2 separate regions of the Homo sapiens genome follow, and region 1 is linked to region 2. The links are chromatin loops, found by intact Hi-C in ENCODE. Cell type or tissue: heart left ventricle. All regions are shown on one strand. Each heading gives the region's core, and the rest is flanking DNA. Links, peaks and the distances in the headings are about the cores only. Region 1 overlaps CAPN10 (calpain 10). Region 2 overlaps AQP12A (aquaporin 12A).

Region 1 (10,430 bases), core at 807-8,806, 110 kb after region 2:
CGCGGGAAGCAGGTCCTGGCTGTGGCCTTTGGGCAGAGCTGCCCAGCAGGAGGGTGTGGCCGCCACCTTCAGGGCCTGCCTCGGGGACAGTGGCTCCTGAGGGCCTGGGGGAAGGGATGCTCAACATAAGGGCCTGGCCAGCCCAGGTGGGGCCCTGCAGGCAGGGTTTGCTCCAGAACTCTTCACGGGGTCCCCACCAGTCTATCCTGACATGGACACAGTCCCTGCAACTGTCTTCCCTTCATAGGCACTGTGCCTGAGAAATACCTTGACCCCAACTGTCCCACCTCAACCTGCACCATCAGGCGCCCTGCACAGGACCTGTCCGCCCACAAACCCAGGGATCTAGGGCAGCTCCGACCCAGCTCAAGCCTCTGGCTTGGGCACTGCCCTGCGGGGTATTTCTTTGGTGAGCCGCCCCTCACTGTTCGCCCTGAGTTGCTGTACCCCAATAGGCGGCACCACTGGCTTCATCCGAAGTCAGCACAGAAGCCAGTGGATGAGGGAGATCTGTGGCAGGCTCTGCACGCAGGGAGATGGAGCCCCATCCTGCTGCTCAAGAATCCGTGTCTGAAGATGCCGAGAACCCAGCTGCCACAGCCACTGCTGCTGGAGGGCCATTGAACCAGCAAGCAGAGGGGCTCACGGGGCAGGCTCCAGGGCCAGGGCAGCTTCCTGTGGGTGAGTCAGGAGGGTGGCTTGGCGTGGCCAGGGCGTGGAGAGGGGGACAGCGGCACAGGTCCCAGTGGGAACAGACACCAGGACTCCAGAGATGGTCGTGATCCGGCAGCAAGGCCCAAATCAGGCTCACTGGGTGCTATGGTTTGAATTTGTGTTCCTGCCCAAATCTCATGTCGAATTATAATCCCCAGTGTTGGAGGAGCCTGGTGGGAGATGATTGGATCATGGGAGCGGATATCCCCCTTGCTGTTTTGGTGATAGTGAGTTCTCCTAAGATCTGGTCATTTAAAAGTGCACAGCACCTCCCCTTCGCTCTCTTCCTCCTTCTCCAGACACCTGCAGACTGCCTGCTTTCCCTCCGCCATGATTCTAAGTTTCCTGAGGCCTCCCCAGCCATGCTTCCTGTACAGTCTTCGGAACTGAGGCAATCAAACCTCTTTTCTTTATAAATTACCAGTCTCAGAGTTGTTTACAGCAATGTGAAAAAGGACCAATACACGGGGTCTCCCCAGGCACAAAGGGACTCAGGAAGCGAATGGAATTTAAAAGGGATTAGAGCTGGGGTTGGCGGTCATGCCTGCAATCTTAGTGCTTTGGGAGACCAAGGCAGGAGGATCACTGAGGCCAGCCTAGGCAACCACATACTAAGACCCCTAAGCATTCAAAACTTGAAAAAACTAACCAGGCATGGAGTGTGCGCCTGTTTTCCTACCCACCTGGGAGGCTGAAGAGGGAGGATCACCTGAGCCCAGAAGGTCGAGGCTGCAGTGAGCTATGATCATGCCACTGCACTCCAGCCTGAGCAACAGAGCAAGACCCTGTCTCTAAAACAAAAGGGCTTAGTGACAGCCCTCCCCACCCATGTCTGGAACTGTCTTCTGCACCGTTCAGTGACACTACAGCTCTCATCACAGCATTTGGTGTGAGGGACGAGGGAGAGAGGCCTGGGGAAATAAACAATCCTAGGACACTGCGCAGGTGAACCCTGGCTGGAGGCAGAGGAGCCGTCCAGATCCAAGGCTCCCAGTCCATGTGAACCTGGGGTTCCTCCCTCTGCGCAACTCCGGTTCTAACACCCGTTTCCGAGATGTCCTTCTTCGCCACAGCCTTGGCAGTGCCTTCGCTGGCTCTCCCCACCCCTCACTCCCCAGTCTATCAGTCTGTGTCCCCCAAGACCAGGGCTTGACCTGCCCCGGCCAGCCTCAACCTCAGCCCCCTGGCCTGGGGCATGCCCTGGGCCCGCCCCTCCAAACTTCTCCCCTCCTCCCCACTCACCATCTCCCCCTGAAACCTGCCCTGCCTGGGTTGGCTCTGCCCACCTCCCAGGCCCCCAGCCCCTCCAGAGGCCATCCTCATCCTCACCATCTCGGCAGGCACCCAGCCCTCCCCACAGCCTGCTTGGCAAGAGCAGGCACAGCCTGGAACTACCTGGAGCAAGACTGATCTGCAAATCATCAGCGCTCATGTTTATTTATAAAGTTACATCCTAAAAGTGATTCGAACAATAAATAGTTATAAAGAAGATCTGCTGCCCTACCCTCTGGGTGTGAGGCCTCCATATGGAGTCAGCAGAGGATCTGGGAGGGATCCTGGGAAGCTCTGGGATCCTGGGGTCTCTGCCGTCTCAGTGGCGCAACAGAAGCCAGCAAGCTTCCCACCCTTCCTTGCAGCACCAGCTGGCCCCCAGGGCTGCGTCTCTCCTGACGGAGGCTTCCCGTGGACCCCTAGGCCGCAGCCTCCTGGCAGGGCTGGGAGGCAGGCCAAGACTCAGGACCAGCCCCCACAGTGCAAGGCTGGCCGGCCCAGCTGCTGGGAACCTGTCAGGCCCTCGGGCTCCAGTCACCTGAGCTGGCACAGGGGGCCACCCTGTTAGGTTTTCATCACTGCCATGATGGAGACCTGCAAAGACAGATGGGGGGCCCGGGCAGCGGTGGCACTCGCCCCTTCTCACACCCCACCCCGAGTGCAGCCAGGGAATGGGACGCAGCCTCAGCTCCCCCTGCCCTTCAAGGCACCGCCCGGGGCTCTCACAGGAAGAGTCAAGGGCACCTCACGTCCCAGGCAGAAACCACCTGCCTGAGGTTGCAGGTAGACCCTAGGCCACCAGGCAGCCCCAGGCAGGTGAGCCGGGCTGGCGGGGCTGCATACACACCTCTTGGAGGAACTGGCCCAGCATCTCCTGGCTGTGAATGGATGGCCTGTGGAGAGACACCAGATCAGCGCTCCCAGACTGCACTTGTCACACAAGTGGCTGTGTGCTCCTGGCCCACCTCCCACTAGACTCTCCTTCCAGGCTCAGACCAGCAAGGAAGGGTCCCCAGGTAGGCAGGACAGCCCTGGTCTGCCAGGACAGATAGGGGCTTGAGGGTGAGGGGCAGGCAGGAGACGTGGGGGGACAGGCGAGCACTAAGACTCCAGCACCCCAGCCTCCAGCTGGCCGCCCCCAAGTCCCAGAGCCCCACCTGTCAATCCTGGTTGCGATGGTCACTGTGAAGGCCCCCTCTGTGTCCGGCAGGTAGGTGGAGGGCACAACCTTGTAGGTGCCCGCAGGCAGGAGGCAGAGCCGGCTCACCTCCTGGGCGTAGCGATGTGGCACGCAGCTCAGCAGCGGCTCCTGCAGCAGCAGTGGGGGTGCGTCCTGGCTCCTTCCACCCTCTGGGACCTGAGGAAAGCGCAGGCTCAGACTGAGGGGGCCAGCCTTGGGGTAGGGAGCCCAGCCCAGGGCCATCTGCTCGGATGCCCTTGGCCCTCTTGAGTCACATACAGCCCCTTCTCTGAGGAGGGGCTGCCAGGCCTGGACACTGGACTCGCCTCCTCACCAAGGCCTGGCCACCCTTGCCAGAAGGTGCCGGCAGTGGGGCCCCCGCCTGGAGGCCTGTCACATCATCAGGGGCTTTAACACCTGTGACTGCCCAGCCCGCCCCAAGGGCTCCCACTGGCCCTGGCATGTGTTTTCCTCAGAGCTCTAGGGGACCTGAGCCGGTGGCCCAGGGCAAACAGCGAGGGTCCAAGGGTCCCCAGGCAGCCCACTGTGAACCGAGGGTTGCAGTGCCTTCCTCGTCAGGGCCCCTGCATTCCAGGGGACACATGTCTGCAGAGAATGAACCTTGGGACACAGTCATTCTGAGTCAGGGTAAGTGGACAAGGGGCTGCTGGCTGAGCTCAGTGACTGTGGACTTCCTCACACCCGAGGGGCTGCTGTGGCCAGCCAGCCTGGGCCTCCCCTCCTCTCACTCCTGAGTCCATCAGCCCCCTGCGTTCCCAAGCCAGGGCTCGACCCACCCCCGCTGGTCTCAACCTCGGCCTCCTGTCCTCTCCAAACTTCTCCCTTCCTCCCCACTCACCACCTCCTCTGGAAACCTGCCCTGCCTGGATCAGCCCTGCCCACCTCCCAGGCCCCCGGCCCTTCCAGAGGCCATCTTCGGCCTTGCCTCTGAGAGGTTGGAGATGGGAGAGGGCCCTGTGCGGGTTCTAGGCAGCGCCTCGAAGGGCAGGGGGAGCCCAAGTGACTGAGCCCAGAGCCCTCTGTTGGGACAATGGAGGCCAAGATGCAAATTCTCTGAGGGCCCCTTCTGCTCCCCCTCCCTCCCTGGGGCAAGGAGCTTGCCTGGAAGATATGGAAGCCGATGGGGTGGAACTCGGTGTCACTGGGCCGGCAGTGCTGATGCAGAGTGATGCGGACGCAGCGGGGGCCAGGGCCCTCGGGGACCGAGAAGGGGAAGCAGGGGTTGGTGGGGTATGAGGCAAAGTTCCTGCTGCCCCCCGCCGTCTGGCCGACTCTCCAAGAACCCCGTAGCTGCACGGTCCCCCACTCCCCCGCAGGCAGGGCTGCCCCGGGGGTGGTGTTCTTGGCCACTGCCCTGATGGCGCTGCCAAGAAGACAAACATGGGAGGGCGCTGGCAGCAGGTTCCCGGTGGCCTCAGTTCCCACATGGACACCTGCCAACCACAGAGGGAAAGTGCCCAAATCCTGCCTTGGAAGGGCCTGTGGCCTCGGAGAGCCAGCAGCACTGCGCGGTTCCTCTCACCTAAGGGAGACTCGCCCGGTAGAGAAGACTCGGAGCAGGAACTCCCCTGGCGCGTCCTTCAGGAAGGTGCTGGGGACAGCCAGGTAGTAGCCCGGTGAGAGCTCACAACGCAGGTGGACCTCCCGGTCGTATGCATGGCACGCGGTGCCAGCCACGGGGGGCATGGACAGGACCCTAGGCAGATTGACCCGCCGCTTCTCTACCTGTGAGCACGTGCAGGAGGCTCAGTGTGGAGGAGCGGCCGGGGTCAGACGCCCTGGCCTTGACCTCCCTGCTGCAAGCACAAGGGCCTCTGGAGTTGACAGATGAAAGCGCCAAGGCCTGTCAGCACCCTCCACCCTCTCTCAGGGACCAGCTAGAGATGCCCACCAATCCCGGGCTTCACTTGGCCCTGGCGCCAGTATCTGTCCCAGACACGAGCCTGCAAGTCCTCCTTGTAGCTGGGCCCACAAAGGCACCGTGGCCCAGGCAACCTGGGGGCTGCTGGACAGTGGGCCTTCCAGCAACTTCTTTTGCAAGAGGAAAGGAACATCATGTGGGCCACATCCATGAAGGGACAGGGAACAGTGTGGTGCCAAGTGTCACACCCTGTCAAGACACACAAGATGAAAACCCAGCCCCTGAGCGAGCAGCCGGCATATCCTCGACCCACACTCAGGCCCTTTGCCCTCAGGCGCCCCCATCTGTTCTTCCTGGAAACAACACACTTTGTGAACCAGTGGTTGAGCCTGGGACTGCCTGGGCCTCAGAGCAATCCCATGAGATCCGTGTCAGGACCCCGTCTTGCAGGGGAAGAGACTGAGGGAGGCAGGGAGAGGATGTGTGCCAGGTCACACAGCAAGCTGCAGAGCTGGGACTGGCCCTGACAGGTCCTCAGCCGCTGGCTCTACCTCCTTGCCTCAGAAAGGCACGGCGCTGCCAGGAGCCCCCCGGGTCCAGGCCCCTCCTGCGGGTCCTGCCCTGGCTGCAGACTCTGTTGCTTTCCTTTGGCCAATGAGGCACACGGCAAGGCAGAAAGACCTGCAGTCTCAGGTCAGAGCCGGGTCTGGGAGCACCAGCAGACGTCAACCCCGTGCAACAGCCCAAGGAGGGGGGAGACTGGTGGGGCCCGTGGCAGAGTCACATGTGTCCCGGCAGAGCCAGTCCTAGAACCCAGACCTCCATGGGCCTCCACACCACCTGCTGAACCGAGCGTGAGCCAGACGGGGCTGAGTTACCTTCCAGAGGTGCAGACCCACAGCCTGGTAGTGCTTGCCCGGGATGCTCGCTGGGCTCCACGAAGTATGACTGTCACCCACCAGTGCCCGGGCCCGGCCTGCCCAGTCCGCCGCGTGCAGCCTGGATCTCTGCAGGACGGCAATGTACACCTCACTCGGTTCTGAGACCCGCAGCCAGAATTTGGGGTTGCTGGGAAAGCCGCTGTTGTTCCGGCAGCCTCCTGCTGACTGGCCCTTGACCCAGGCCCCAGGCAGCGCCCGCGTATGGCAGAGCAGCCTCTCTAGTGAGAAAACACCAGGCATCAGCTGTGGGACACGGCTCCTCGCTGGCCTCCCGCCATGGTGGCCTCATGAACCCTGGCAGGGTCTAAGCAGCAGCTACGGCCACAGACAGAGCCAGCCCCTCCCACAAGCCCACCCTCCTCCCAGCTCCTGGGACAGAATCATCACCCTCCTCCCGGCTCCTGGGACAGAATCATCTCTCCACGCTGAAGAGAACCAAACTGGGCCTGGGCAGGGGGAACCCAGGCACCTGCCCAGCCTCCTCACTTCGGCAGGCAGAGCACGTGCCCAGCACAGCCCCTCGGGGCACTACCTGTGTAGAGGCTCTGCAGGTGGCCGGCCTCCGTGACCGGGTAGCCAACGGTGAGCTCGTCAAACTCCCTGAGGAACTCCTCCTCCTCCACCCAGAACTCCCCTTCCTGGAGCTGGGACAGGAGCTCAGATGCTACCGCTGCATCTACCTGGCTCCACCCTTCACCCCTGGAAGAAACCTCATCTCAGCAGAAGCCCCTCCCGAGAACTGGTAGTGTCAACTTGCCGGCAGGCTGGGGGGAAGCCTGGAGGGGACCCAGAGAGCCCTGAGTTCCTGCCAGCAACCCCGTGCCCCAGCTCTGCAGCCCCTCCCACACCCGAAGCAGCTCTGCAGCACAGGGCCTTCTGGGCAGCGGCCACCCTGGAGCCCTCTCTTTTCCCAGAGGAACTTCACGCCTCTGGATGCGTCTTCCCAGGACTGCTGCCCGAGCCCGTGATGATGTCTGCCCTATTGAAACCCCAGGCCCAATGGCCACCTTGGTCCCAGGCCTCACAAGGATTGCCTGGAGCCAAGACAAGCATGGTGTCACGAGAGCAGGGACTCAGGGGCCTTGCTGGAGACAGCCAAGTACAGTCCTGACAGCTGAAGGTGACCAGGACACAGGCCAGACTGGCACTGGGCCCCCCTCCCGACAGCAGCATGGTCCAGGCCCCAGCACTCACCCCTCTCTCCAGAGCCCCTGCCAGCACCGCCGGCCCCAGGGGTTCTGGATCCGCAGCAGCAGGATGCACTGGCCCGCCTGACCCTGGAGCTCCCGCAGGTCCGAGACAATGAAGGCATGGAACTCCCCCAGCTCCCGGGCACCTGCATGAGGAATGGCGCAGGCACAGGCAGGAAGGGCACCATGGAGTCCCAAACTGACAAGGACACACAGGCCTCTGCCTCCTCCTCTGGAGATGCTCCAGCCCACCCCACTATGGCTACACGGGAGACCCCAGATCCCCATGGACCACGAGAGCTCCTTTCTTAGCAGCTGTGACCCATCAGCTCAGGAGCATCTCCAGGAGCAAGCACACGGGGCCTGACTCGGCTGCCATCCGGGTCTGGTGCTGGGTAAGTCATCCCCTTCTCTAGGCCTCAGTCATCGTCCGTACCCATCTGTGCACGATGCCTGGCACAGCACCAGTTCTCAAACATGCTGCACAGATGCATCTGCAACTGCCAGAAATCTAGAGAGTGTTTCTCTTGGCAAAGCCTGCTAGAGGTAGGACATTCAGATAGTGCCCTGGCTAGAAGCCCACTGGAGGCATGGAGGCCCAGGGGGGCAACAGCTCCACCTGGCCAGAGACCTTGAGACAGATGGGCATAGAAAAGAAAGAGCCAAACAGAGAGGAAGGCCACATCTGTGGCGGGGCAACGGTCTAGAGAGGAGGGTCTCCTGGAAGGACTTCAGTCTCGCCCACGCCGCGGCCCCTTGCCACCTCAGCAGGCTCCAATGCACCTCCAGTCAGTGCCAGCTGCCATCTCTCTCTGCCTGGGGGCTTCCTCTAAAGCCTGAAGTGCTAGGACTTAGCGCTACCCCACCCTGGAGCACCCAAAACCAACAGCTCCCCGAGCTAATGCCCACCAGACCAGCGCCCTCACTCCCAGGTGGGAGGCTCTGAGGCCAGCGTCCTTCCTGGCACCCCAGCGGGGCTGGCGGGGAGTACACGCCCTCCAGGCTCTCTGAACCTCTCAACGTGCTCCTGAACCTCATCTCAGGGTCTGCTTATGGGGGACCCAGACCAAGGCCTATGACAACTTGTTTCAGTTTACTGTGATATTCATATTCTTTAACCCATATTTTTAAAATAATCCTAAGTATGAAAAAAATGATAAAGATGTTCATTGATACTGCTTATAATTATATAAAACCAGAGAGATCTTAATATCCAACATCAGGGGAATGATTAAGAGACTGTGGCAAACCCGCTCATGGGGCGAACATTTGACAGCGCGTGTGTGGCAGTGTGAGAAGCGGTGCGGAAGGGAACACGTAAACCGTGCGTGCTCATGGAAAACTGAGAGCGCACTCAAAAGTCACATGTGGTTCCATCTAAGTGATTTTTTTCCTTCATTTTTTGTAGAGATGAGATCTTGCCATGTTGCCCAGGCGGGTCTCTTGAACTCCTGGGCTCCAGCGATACTCCCACCTCAGCCTCCCAAAGTTCTGGGATTACAGGTGTGAGCCACCACACCTGGCCCCTTTCATTTTTTGGAGACAAACTGTTTTTAACGAATGTTATCTATCACTAAAATAAAAAACAGGTTTTGATTTTGCCAGGTTGCCAGCTGGGCCAGGGATGGCACAGACAGTGGGCTTTGACTCGGTGCCACCTCTTCCTGCCTCGCACTAGTGGAAAGGACTGGTCAGGGGAGAGAAGGGCCACGTCCCTCTGGAAGAGGACAGTAGGGGAAGGTCACAAACTGAGGACACCACCCTTGAGAACAAGCTTACTTCTTCCCACTTAGTCCTGACAGGGCTGTGTAGCCAGTCACATAAAAAGCTACAGTGTGCCTGAGGCCTGGCAGTGGGGGGCACGCTGGCTGCAGCCCTCCCATGCTGGCCACGTGCCTCACCTGCTCTGGGGCTGAGCACGCAGCAGCTGATCAGACACTGGTCCTTCAGGTGGAGCAGCTGCCGACAAGTCCTGTGCTCCCAGCGGCCTGGCCTGTCCTGCTGGCCTCCGCTTCCTGCTACGCCCTTCAGGTTCCATCTTTCTGCCAGGCCGCCGGTCAGGTCCACCAGGGCATCCGCCACCTGCCCGGCCCACAGGTGCTCGTAGGACCCATGGACCCTAGGGGACACAATCACCATGGGAGTGAGCCTCTGGCATTGAGCATGGCCCCCTCTCTGATTCCCATGGTCTGTAGCACCCCAAATCGTCCAACCGCTGCCTCAATCCCACCTCTTTACTCCCCTCTGCCTTCTTCCTCATCCTCACCAAGTCAAGGCTTAGCCTCACCTTCAAACGCCTTACTTCACAGCAAGCGTGAGCGCCCTGCAGTCCTCTGCCCACACACAGAAACTCTCTGGCATCCGGTGTGGGCACAGGAGCAGGGCAGGAGGCGTGGAAGCTATGGATGCCCACATCCCTTGGCTCTCAAGCTCCAACCCTGCTTTTCCTAAAACAGCCCTTGGGATGGAAGGGCTCACTGGGCACTGATGTCACCAGCCAGCCTTCCCATGTTCACCAGCTTCCCTGCCTGCCTGTCAGTCCAGTTGCCTTTGGCAAGAAGACAAATGCATTCTAAGAGGGAAGGCTATTCAATTATGACTCATGGTGAGGGTCCTGGTCCCCTGAGCCAGCAAGCACCGTGATACACAAGTGTTGGTATGCTGGGGTAGCCTCATTCCTCCCCAACGACTACACAATGAGTCTGCCTGTCCCAACCACTCCACAACAAATATAAAGAAGCATCTTTCTTGCTGGGGCCGATAAAATAAGGAGGACGGCACACATGTTCTCTGTGGAGAACGACTCCACGCTGGGCTTTGGAACAAGGGAAGGGAAAGCAGGGAGTGGGCAATCCACAGGCCCAAAAGAAGAATCTCTGCACCTGGCCTGTCAGCCTGACTCACAGAATGAGCTGCCAGACCCTCAGAACTGAAGGGGGCTCTGCAGCCCAGAGTGAGCAGAGACCCTCCTGGGGCAGCCCATGGTAGTGGCAGCTCCCACTTGCCCCAGGCCAGGCCCTTCAGCCCCCAGCACACGCACTTGGCGTAGACCTTTTCCAGTAAGGGGAGCCAGAACACATCCTCCCTCTGGCAGCGGGAGAAACAGAGTCTCCCTGCAAGGCACGGCAGGCGGTCATCTGTGGTCACCTCCACCCAGCGTCCAAACTGCCAAATGCGACAGGTGAAGGAGCCCCGGTACTCCTGGTCGGCCCAGCTCGGCTGTCCCGGAGGAATGACCTGCCATGCACAGG
Region 2 (10,430 bases), core at 961-8,960:
GGAATGGAGAGACATTCTGTGCTTACGGATTGGAAGATTCAGTGTTGTTAAGATGTCAGTTTTTCCTAGTTGGTGCTATAGATTCAATGCATTCCCAGTCAAAATCCCAGCAAGCTAATCAGATACTGACACACTGATTCTGAAGTTTATACGCAGAGGGGAAAGACATAGAATAGCCAACACATGAGAAACAAAAATCATGTTGTAAGGCCTCCAACTGACTGAACAGATCCCTTCTTGGCCAAGGGGACCCAAGAGAAACCTTGAAAGCTGAGTTCCCGGCCACGATGGGACAGGAGGCCAGACACACCTTGTTATACCCTCTTCCTCACCAACTGCCACTGGACGTTCTTTCCTAATTGGGGAACAGAAACCAGCCCTTTTGAAAGACTTGCCAGACCCCTGATCCCTTTTTCTGGTTTCAATACAACAACCAACTAGCATCTCTTCCCAGTAAGAGACCACGGACCATGGACTGGTCTGGCCGTGTGTCCTCTGTGTCACCTCTTGACATACAGGGGCCTACATTTTCTTTTTCTTTTTTTTTTTTTTTTGAGACAGAGTTTCGCTCTTATTGCCTAGGCTGGAGTGCAACGGTGTGATCTCGGCTCACTGCAACCTCCGCCTCCTGGGTTCAAGTGATTCTCCTGCCTCAGCCTCCCAAGTAGCTGGGATTACAGGCATGTGCCACCACACTCGGCTAATTTTTGTATTTTTAGTAGAGATGGGGTTTCATCATGTTGGCCATGCTGGTCTCGAACTCCTGACCTCAGGTGATCCACCCGCCTCAGCCTCCCAAAGTGCTGGGATTACAGGCGCGAGCCACTGCTCCTGGCTGGGGCCTACTATTAATGCACTGAAATGAAAGTCTCTGCCCCAAAGGGAACATGCATGTAGCAGGCATGTGTGCTTACTATGTGTGCGTGTGCTTCCCGCTTCATGAATATTCATAGCTCCTCCTAAATTCTGTTCAATATGTGTATGTAGACAACCTGTTCAGCATAGATTCCTCTCCCACTTCCCACTGTTAAAGTGCCTTTTTCCAGTTTCTGCCAGAGGCTATGCTTCCCAGCCTGCGATGGCCAGGCTGCAGGCTGCAACCCTTCGTAAGAAATGAAGCTCTCCTCTCAAAATCAAGAAGCCTGTGATCCGTCAGCTGGCACACAATACTGAGGAACAAAGTTGGAGGACTCACATGACCTGACTTCCTGACTTACTGTAAGGCTTACATAGTCAGGATCATGCAGGATTCACAAGACTGGTCCTATCGGTGCACCAAACAGAGTAATAGGGAGCCCAGAGGAGACCCACACCAATGGCGCCAACTGGTCCAAAGGAGCAAAGGCAAGTGAGTGGAGACGGGGAGTCTTTCCAGCAGAAGGTGCTCCGACAAACGGATGCCCACATGCAGAAGGAGGCACACACAAAGCACCAGAAGGATGTGGTCACAGACCTCCCACCTTCTACAGAGGTTCAGCCAAAAGGAATCCCAGACCTAAACGTAAAACGCAAAACTACAAAACCGTTAGAAGAAAACATTGGAAAAAATCTGGGTGATCTTCGGTTAGGCTCTGAATTATTTAGATAAAACACCAAAAGCATGATCCATAAAAGAGAAAATCAGTAAGATGGACTGTATAAAATTTAAAATGGTTTGCTCTGCAAAGGGAATGTAAGGAAAGCCACAGACGTGGAGGAAAATCTTTGCAAAATACACACCGGACAAAGGACTGGCATCCAAATATAGGAAGAATGCTTAAAATTCAGCAACAAGAAAACAAAGAGCTCAATTAAAAAGGAGGTAAAAAATCCAAACAAACCTCATCAAAGAAAACACACAGAGAGCAAGGAGGTAAAAAATCCAAACAAACCTCATCAAAGAAAACACACAGAGAGCAGAAAGCACAGGAAAGATGCTCTGCACCGCGTGTTGTGAGGGAGCTGCGGACTGAAGCCGCGGTGAGAAGCCTCTGCACACCCACGGGAATGTGGGGCACCCACCTGACTGACGACATGGAGGCCCGGGAGCAGCGGCAGCCCCGCGCCTGCGTCCGGCGGGAGCGCCACATGGCAGAGCCGCCTGGGGGCAGCTCGGTGTTTCTCACAGAAGTCGCCACGGCCCCACACAGACCCCAGTGTCACAGTCCTTGGCAGACCCAGCTGATGGGAAAACTCCCCAGAAACAGGGTGTAGGTGGTGAGGATCTAAAGAGGAGGAATCAGGGGGGCTGGGCTGGGGAGGGGCTTGTTTGGGGGGCACTCCCTCATGCACAGAGAGTTCTGGAGGGTGTCAGGGAGAGAGGGGTGAGTTAGAGGGCTGGGGTTGGGGCACAGTGGGAGGGAGTGGGGAGAAGTGAAGGGTCAGGGTGGGAGGGTTGGGAGAGGGGGTCAGAGAGGCATGGTCAAGGGCTTGTGGAGGGAGGTGCAGTGGGGTCTGGCCGAACCTCACAGAAGGGCCCCCGCTAGCCACACCCCCCGTGGTGGGACGACTCTGCTCTCTGGCTGGACAGGACCTGCTGGAGCCACCTGAGTGGCCACAGTGGTCACTGAGCAAACCTCAGACACCCAGGGAGCTGCAGCATGGGCACCCCGATGAGCACAGGCCAGCCCCTCCTCCCCACCCGCTGCACTGGACAGACTGCTGGAGGTCTGGGGCCAAGGCATGGAAGGAACGGGGAAGATGGTGTCCTGAGGGCCAAGGACAGGGAGGAAACAGCCCCTCCTAGAACCCTCAGCACCGGCCGACTTCACTGCTGAGTGACCCGGAGCAAAACCCTCTGTGTCTCAGAGCCTCACTTCCTGCCTCACAATGGTCAGGTGAGACCCATCCCAGGGAGCTGAGGGTTGGGTGGGGCAGAGAAAGCTGAGGTGCTGTATCTGGGGGCTTCAGCAGAGGGTAGGCCCCATCCCTGGCCCCTGAGCCCTGCCCCTCTTGCGCGGTGGCCAGGTCAGTGTTATCGCCAGCCTCCTCCTCCAAGCAGGCTCCCCTCCTCCCTCAGCTGTTGCCTGGAGACCAGGATGCCCCGTGTATCCATCCCCAGCAGGTGCCGAACAGGGTCCCCATCCTGCAGCCCACCCTGGTGGGGATCCCCCAGGAGAAGCACGACCTTCCCCAGGGCCTCTCTGAGGGCCACCTGTGCCTTATGGGCTCCCAGCCCAGGAAAGCAAGGCCACAAGCCAATATTTGCCCAGGCAGGCATGCGCCTGACCCCTCTGCCTGCTTTTCCACCCCAAAGTCTGTGCTGCTGATCTCCCGAGCTGGAGGAGCCTGCGGGTGTTCCATATGAATCATGGGCACTCAGCCCTCCTGGAGGCCAGCCCCTGCCTAGGAAGCACTGCTCTCCAAATCCCTCTCTCCCTCATGCACAGTTCCACCATTTGGGAGTCACTCCTTTAGCTAGATCACAGTGTCTCCAAAAGCTGTAAAGGTTACACTTAAAGACACCAACACAGGGCAGGTGTGGGCCCTGATAAGAGGGTCGGTCTGCCCAGGTGAGGCAGATATGAGGCTCGGTAGCAAGGCTGGGTCTAACCCCTCTGAGGAGGCAACTTCCCAGCAACCTGCCCGGCTGAGGCAGCAGCTAAGTGGGCTCACTGATGACATCCCCTGGAACCCAGGTCATTTCAGCCATGAGAAGTGGACACTCAGAGATGTACTGAGGTCCCCTGGCAGTCACCCTGCAGACCCTGTCTGAAAGCCTGGACTTCAGCCCCTGGGTTTCGGGGAGCCAAGGAGGGTCTTGAGGAAAACGGGCACAGTGAGATTTCAGTGTGACTTAGATGGGGCTGGACAAGAGGGGCAAGACTGGAGGGGTGACCAATTAGGAGGGAATGCGGGAACGTGGGAGACAGGGGGCGGCCTGGGCTTGGGCCGCCAGAGGGAACAAGGTCAGGGAGGACCCTAGGGGTGGTGAGATTTCAGGGGAGGGCAGGGGTGAGTGTGACCCCCACGTGTCTGGCCTGGCTGCCTGGGTGGCAGTCCTGAGCCTGAGGACATAAGACAGACTTGGTCTCGTGGTGACTGGGGTGGGGGACATGGGGACTCCGAGTTCAGTTGGGAGCTGCAGAGTTCACGGCTTCTGCAGGGCACCCCCGGCCATGGCAAGGAGGCAGTGGGGAGGTGACCATGGAGATGGGGGGAGTGTATTGGGGTGGTGACGATGGTGACGGGGGAGGTAACCATGGTGGTGGGGGGAGTGCACTGTGGCGGTGACGATGGTGACGGGAGAGTGCAGTGGGGAGGTGACCATGGAGATGGGGGGAGTGCAGTGTGGAGGTGACCACAGTGACCAGGAGAGCAGTGAGGTGGTGACCATGGTGGCAGGTAGGAGTGCCACGGGGTTGGGTGAGAACACTTTGTGTGGAGGTCAGAGGGGTGGGAGGAGGGAGGTCCTAGGGAGGGAGAGGAAGGGTCTCCTGAGTAGCTGAGGAGGCTCTACGAGAGGGTAGGGGGCTGGGAGCAAGAGGCCAGGCAGGGCATGGCCATTGCGGCAGATCCTGACCCAGGGCCACTGTGGAGAGGAAGCGGCCTCTGGTGCCTACAGAGGGGAATGGCTGACACCCTGGACATGGCCAGCTTTGGTCCCTATTCCCCAGACCCTGGGACCCTGCAGCCCTCTCCAATAATTTAACCGCCTTTGCGAGGATGCCACTGGAGGCGACCTCCACAGCCCACTCAGGTCCCTCCGAGGCAAAGCCCGGTGGATCCCGTCCCATTGCAGAGGGGGCTGGGGGGCTGGGTGGAGGGTACTCACTCCCAGTTGCTTGCCTTGGAGCCCTTGGAGCGTCCCCAGAGCCAGCAGCCCTCCTAGGCACACAGGCCCTTCCCCAACAGGTGTGGCGGGTCCTGCCCGGAGACACCGCCTTCACCACCCTGCGGGACCCGGCCCGCGTCCTGGAGTCCACCTTCTCCTGGTACAAGATGGCCTCGCCAGAGAGCCCAAGCCCGGAGCCTGCGCCACTTCCAGGGCCACACCCGCACCTTCTATGAACCCCGACGGCCAGACAGCCACTAGGGCCTCAACTTCATGGCCTTCGACCTGGGCTTCGACCACAGTGCGCCGCCGCCTGGCCCCGAGGGTGGAAGCGGTGGCCACGCGCTTCGATCTGGGGCTGATTGCCCAGCACCTGGATGAGTCCCTGGGGCTGCTGCGCCGCGCTGTGCTGGGGCCTGGATGACCTGGTGACCTTCCCCGTCCAGTGGCGTGCGGCCTTCGCCCAGGAGCCGCTGGAGCAGCGCGTGGAGCGCAGGGCGCGCGCCTAGAACGCGCTGGACTTGGCGCTCTGTGCACACTTGAACCTCACGCTGTGGGCGCGGCTGGGTGCCAGGGGGGCTGCGGCCGGAGGTGGTGGCGCTGCGGGCCCGGTAGGCGCGCACCTGCCTCCTGTATGGCGAGGCCTCAGGGCCGGGCGCGGAGCGTGACCCGCGGCTGGCGCCGCAGCAGCACGGCCTGGCGCCCATCCTGGGCTACCGGCTGCGGCCAGACCCGGACCAGGCCACCCGCCGCCATTGCCAGGACCTGGCCACCCCAGAGCTGCAGTTCGCCAGGCGTCTGTACCTGCGCCAGTTCCCGGAGCGGGTGTGGGATCCGGGACGCCCTTGGGGAGCAGAGCTGCAGGCCAGGCGGCCTCGCGCGGCAGGCCCAGGCCCAAGGGAAAATGTGGGTCGTGTTCAGAGGCGGGCGGGGATCCGTAGGGCCCTGGAGCAGAAGGGCGCGCCCTCAGCCCCTGTTACATGGGACCCCACAGGGCGGGCGACGGTGGCCAGGAGCCCCAGCCGAAACTGCTCCGTCCCGGCTCCCTTTTCTGCACATCCTTCAGTAGTTACGGGAAACCTGATTTTACCAACTTGCTTTTCTTTTCATCTACTTGAAACGCAGGTAGGTTGCCCGAGGCAGATGCACGATTCCAAGTCACTTTGGCAGTTTTTAATGTGGAGAAGGCTCTTTCTGCAGAGGGAACGTTGCGGAGCTGCTGGGAGTGTCTCATAGGCTGTGGCGACCTGGGAAGCTGCTCTGCGGAGCCACCGGAGGCGCAGATTTCAGCACATCGAGAGCAGATGAGCGGCTAGTCCCAAAACTGTCCGCGCTTCAGACAGATGACTTTCGCAGAAGTTTGAGTGTGCTTGTAGATGCAAATCTATCGTGATTATGTTTCCTCGGACGTTTCCTGTGCTTGTGGAGCTCATAGGAGAGACTGAAGGTGAATTCACGATTGCACACAACTTACAACATCTGTTTGTGGATTCCATCAGTGTATCTTCAACTGTAAGAAAAATTAATTTCAAAACTTCTGCATTAATACCTGGATACTCCAACATCTTATAGGAAAATTGTGCTTGTTTCTGTCCAATGCAGTGGCCCTTGCTTCAGGGTTTGTGGATTTTGCTGAGAATTTCGAGATTGTCAGAAAGAGATTCTAAGCTGGAGTAATTCTAACAGCTTCCTGGTTATGTTACTGGGATAAGGCTGTGTCTGCTCCTCCCATGCTCAGTTACTGATACAGTTACTGCCTGAGCACCGGGACCTCCACTCCTGGAAGGATCTGTGCAGAGGCTGCAGGCACTGGTGGCAAAACAGACACACCTCCGGCACCCAGGGGCCTCGTGCTGCCACCGGAGGAGGATCCCCTCTCCTTCCTGGGGCTCCAACCCCTGCTGCTGCTTCTGCTGCCATGTGACACCCAGGCATGGCCAGGCCCCCACGCAGAACGTCTGTGAGGGGAGCTGGTTGGCCCCACCCCATCGGCTCCCCTGTGTGCTCAGCAGCCCTTTGCCTGGCAGGGTCTGGCAGCCCCATCGGGGCCTCTGGATGCCACACAGGACTGGCTCTCAGGCCTGTCCCATGGGATTCCTGTCTCCAGTCCACAGCAGGGAAGAGGAGCCTGGGGCTCCAGAAAGAGCCAGCTCTCTGCCTGTGTGGGAGGGGGCTTTCTGGCGGGGAGGAGGGTGTGTGTGTGAAGGGGCAGCTTCGGGGAGGAGGGTGTGTGTGTGAAGGGGCAACCTCCGGGAGGGGAGAGGATTCTTCTTTCTCTCCCTCCACCAAACGCTCGTCCAGGAAAACGTGGCCTCACCGGCATCCCCAGGGAGAAGCCCACGCACCATGAGACGGGAATCATACAGGGTGGTCAGAGGGGAGTGGAAGTTCCAGGCAGCCCCTTCTCATCTCTAGCAAAAGGAAACCCTGCAGCAGCGAGTGGCTGACAGGACCCAAAACACCGGGGTGTGGCCGTGCTGGCTGAGACCGCCTGGACCCCACAGGGCTCTGGCTGTGCCCCGGTGTCTCCCGCGACCTCACGGTGCGCTCATTAGCACACTCGTCACACCCCCACCAGCGCGTGATGGCTCCAGAACACCCAGATTTGGTGTAAGAAGTGGGCGGCGCCGCAGCTCTGAGACATCTCCACGTTTTCCAGGAATCCTGTGGATTCCTCCAGCCCCAGCGCCCCTGCCCGGGACGGGACTCTAGAGGGCGCCACACTCCCTTTCTCCAGTGGGAGCTTTGGGCTTCGCAGGAAATCTCTGGTCTTTCACTATTTGCCAACTCGCCCCTGAATTCCTTCTCACGATGGTGTCAAGAGCCTGGACGCTGGCCGGGGTGGAGGTCTCACTGGGGTTGGGGTGTCCCGTAGCCCCCCGCATCGAGGACATCTCCCTGCTTTCTCCTCTCGTCCTTCCCCCATAGCAGAGCGGCTGGGCCCAGGGCTGCTGCCCACCAGAGGACGGGGTACAGCCTGTGGCAGGAGCACCGGCCACCTCACTCCCTCCCTCTGGGTGGGGCAGCAGGACCCATAGCAGAGGGCCCTTATCTCCTTTGGGTGGAAGTTTCCAGACCGGCTCTGTTCTTTGGGAAGGAAATGGCTGGAGGTGCCATGCCTCCAGGTCCCAGTTCTGCCACCAAGGTCTCAGTGATTGACCTGGCTTTGGGCGGCGAGCGGACCATGGTCCTGACGGTCGCGAACTCAGGGCCCGTGGGACTGGGTGCCCTGTGCCTAGTTCACAAGCCTACAGCCTCAGGCTCCAGCACTATCCTCAGCATCCCATCGGGTCTCAGGCCTCCGTGGCTGTGGGCTCCCTCCCGGGCATGTCCAGGGCTGCAGCATCATCTTGGCAGACTTGGGACCTGGCGGACTCCCTGGGCTCTTCCCTGTCATCCTGCCCTTTCCTCTCCTGCTTCTTCTGTAACAAGAGGCAGGAAGGAGCCCGCGGGAGATGAGGAGACTCGGACCAGCCTCACCGTGTTGCCGCACACCCTTGCCTGCCCCTCCAGAAGCCTCTCTCGGGCCCAGGGGGACACACAGGTCTTAGAAATGGTTTATTGACAAATGGCTTCTGGGGAGGGGGCCAGGATTCCCTCTTAGCTACAGAAGGTTCCAGGGTCCAGCTACAAGCAGGGCCCTCGCACGGGGCTCACACAGAGCAAGGCCACTCAGCTGGAATGTGGCCCCTCAACACCACTGCGCCCAGGCTCCCGGACACTGGACCCCTTTGCAGGGGTCTGGGTGTCCCCTGAGGCCGGGGCCGGCTTCCCTCGGGGTGCTCGGTACTTGTTCTTCTGGCCGTAGAACAGGTTCCTCTGGAAAAGGTGGGGAAGGCGGCCCTGGTGCAGCAGCACAGCCAGGACCATCCCTGCAAGAGAAGGCAGGTCCCAGGTGGGCCGCGGGGCTCCTGGGCCCAAACACAGACAGGACACCCACTCCCAGGCCTGTGCCAGGACAGGCGAGCCAGGCAGCCTGGCCAGGAGCCCCAAGAACCCTGAGGCCCAGCTCCTGCCTGGTCCTGGTCTTCCCGCCCTGGTCATGCCCCTCTCTCTGGGTATGCCAGCCATGGGGACGGGGGCAAGCCGGTGGGGTTCCTTGTACTTCTGGACCACCCTCTGGGATGAGTGACTGGAATTCCCCTCCCCCCACATTGTCCTGAGCCACTCCCAGAGCTTCTGTGGCCATTTTCCTCCGGGACCTGATGTGGCGTCCCAGGGTGGCTGCTTGCAGGGCTGTGGCCTGGCGTAGAGGTGGGGGATGTGAGTGGACAAGAAAGATGTGGATGCCCCTGGGTGGGAGGCTGGGCCTGGCTAAATCCTCATGCGAACGTTCTCCCAGAACTCCAGGAGCAGAGACTCCTAAATCCCCGCCTGCCTTCCAGGTCATTGGGAAGGGCAGGTGTTCCGGGCAGAAGGGGAGAGTAGATCCTCTTCAAGTTTGATCTCACTCCTCTAAGGATTTAACCCACAGTGTGTGAGCTCCACTAGGGCTGGCCTGAGGGGGCCCTGCCTGTCACCACCTGCAGCTGCTGTGGCTCCTGACAGTGGCCCCTGTGCCTACAGCTTGCCTACAGTTGCCCCTCACTCGGCCCTCCAGGCCCACACTGGTCCTAGCTCTGTTCCCAGGAGGGCAGGCCCAGGGAGGCGGGATGACCTGCTCAGGGGTGCTGCCAGCAGGTGCCGGTGGCCGCTCACACCCAGGGAGATAGCCCCATGTCCACACCTGGCTACGGGGCTCCTGGCTGCAGCCTTGGAGCTCCCCAGGGCTCATGCTGATACTGAACTTGTGGATAAAGGGGTTAATGGAAGGACACAAGCCTGTTTTTCGGTTTCCTGAAGCTGCCCTAAGATGACAGGAAAGGGATGCTGTCAGAGGTGTCAAGCATCCAGATGGATGAGACGGGAAGAGACGCAGGAGCACAGCGTGGGGCTGACAAGCATGTGGACGACCAAACACTGCTGACATGGAGGGGCCGGATCGCCCCTCCGCAGGGACGAAAGCTGGGAAACAACCCAGTTCTTCCGCAGATGCCCCATGCTTTCAGAAGCTGGCGCCCGGGTCCCTGTGGGATGGGGTGGCCCTGGGACTCGCCTAGGAGGAGGGACGGCAATTCCGCATGGGAAGCTCCAGGGCCCCAAACCCCAAAATACAGAAGCAGCCAGTGCCCCCCTCCCTGGCCCTGGCAGGAGACAGGTTCCTCTCTAGAGGGGGCATGTGGACTCGAGTATCAGGCCCGCCCAAGCCTGGAGTCCCGCCTGAAACACGGATCCCAGCCTCCTCCTACTTGGCTCCTAGAAGCCGCAAATGCCCTTTGGGCTTCTCCACAGAGGCAGTTCTACAGTGAGAGGTTGCAGCCGGGTGAAGAGTATTTCCCCAGCGACACGCCCTTCCCAGAACACAGGATGTGCCCTTGTTAGAATACGGCCTGGGACATAAAATCAGTGAAATCACGGTGACGTCATACTTGAGTAGAGTGAACCTCCAATTCAATGACTGGTGTCCCTATATGAAGAGAACAGACAATGACACAGAGGAGGCGGCCAGGGGAACCGGCAGACATGGGAGTGCTGCGTCTCCAAGCCCGGGGACACCGGGGGTGCCAGAGGCCCCCGGAGCCCGGAAGAGGCAGGAGGCTCCTCCCCAGCAGCCTCCGAGGAGAGCTGACCCTGTCAG

The links. Hi-C counts contacts between places; a loop is a spot of excess contacts. Peaks named below come from ENCODE experiments on the same cell type or tissue, not always from the same donor. Only the 100,000 strongest peaks of a DNase experiment are listed, where the experiment ranks them.
Region 1: it touches region 2 in a loop (3.0-fold over the local background); 6 of 110 quality-filtered maps call a loop at or near these places.

What each region holds. Positions count from the first base shown.
Region 1 is chr2:240,590,801-240,601,230 of GRCh38, reverse strand. It overlaps CAPN10 (calpain 10), which reads right to left. Exons shown (of 12, transcript NM_023083.4): 3 at 10,220-10,416; 4 at 9,081-9,298; 5 at 7,184-7,325; 6 at 6,522-6,688; 7 at 5,927-6,207; 8 at 4,710-4,912; 9 at 4,289-4,550; 10 at 3,144-3,343; 11 at 2,834-2,879; 12 at 2,127-2,580. The coding sequence ends at 2,551. Among named protein-coding and RNA genes, the nearest start is that of CAPN10, 9.3 kb to the right of the region's middle. In heart left ventricle, for the core only: a CTCF peak has its summit at 5,368; DNase peaks (open chromatin) are centred at 4,610, 4,990, 6,300, 7,140 and 4 weaker places; H3K27ac peaks cover 2,172 bases.
Region 2 is chr2:240,696,352-240,706,781 of GRCh38, reverse strand. AQP12A (aquaporin 12A) reads right to left here. Exons shown (of 4, transcript NM_198998.3): 4 at 8,299-8,625. The coding sequence ends at 8,426. Among named protein-coding and RNA genes, the nearest start is that of AQP12A, 9.7 kb to the right of the region's middle. RefSeq lists an enhancer at 7,548-8,331. In heart left ventricle, for the core only: no CTCF peak of the experiment used is centred there; DNase peaks (open chromatin) are centred at 3,161 and 4,991; H3K27me3 peaks cover 3,608 bases.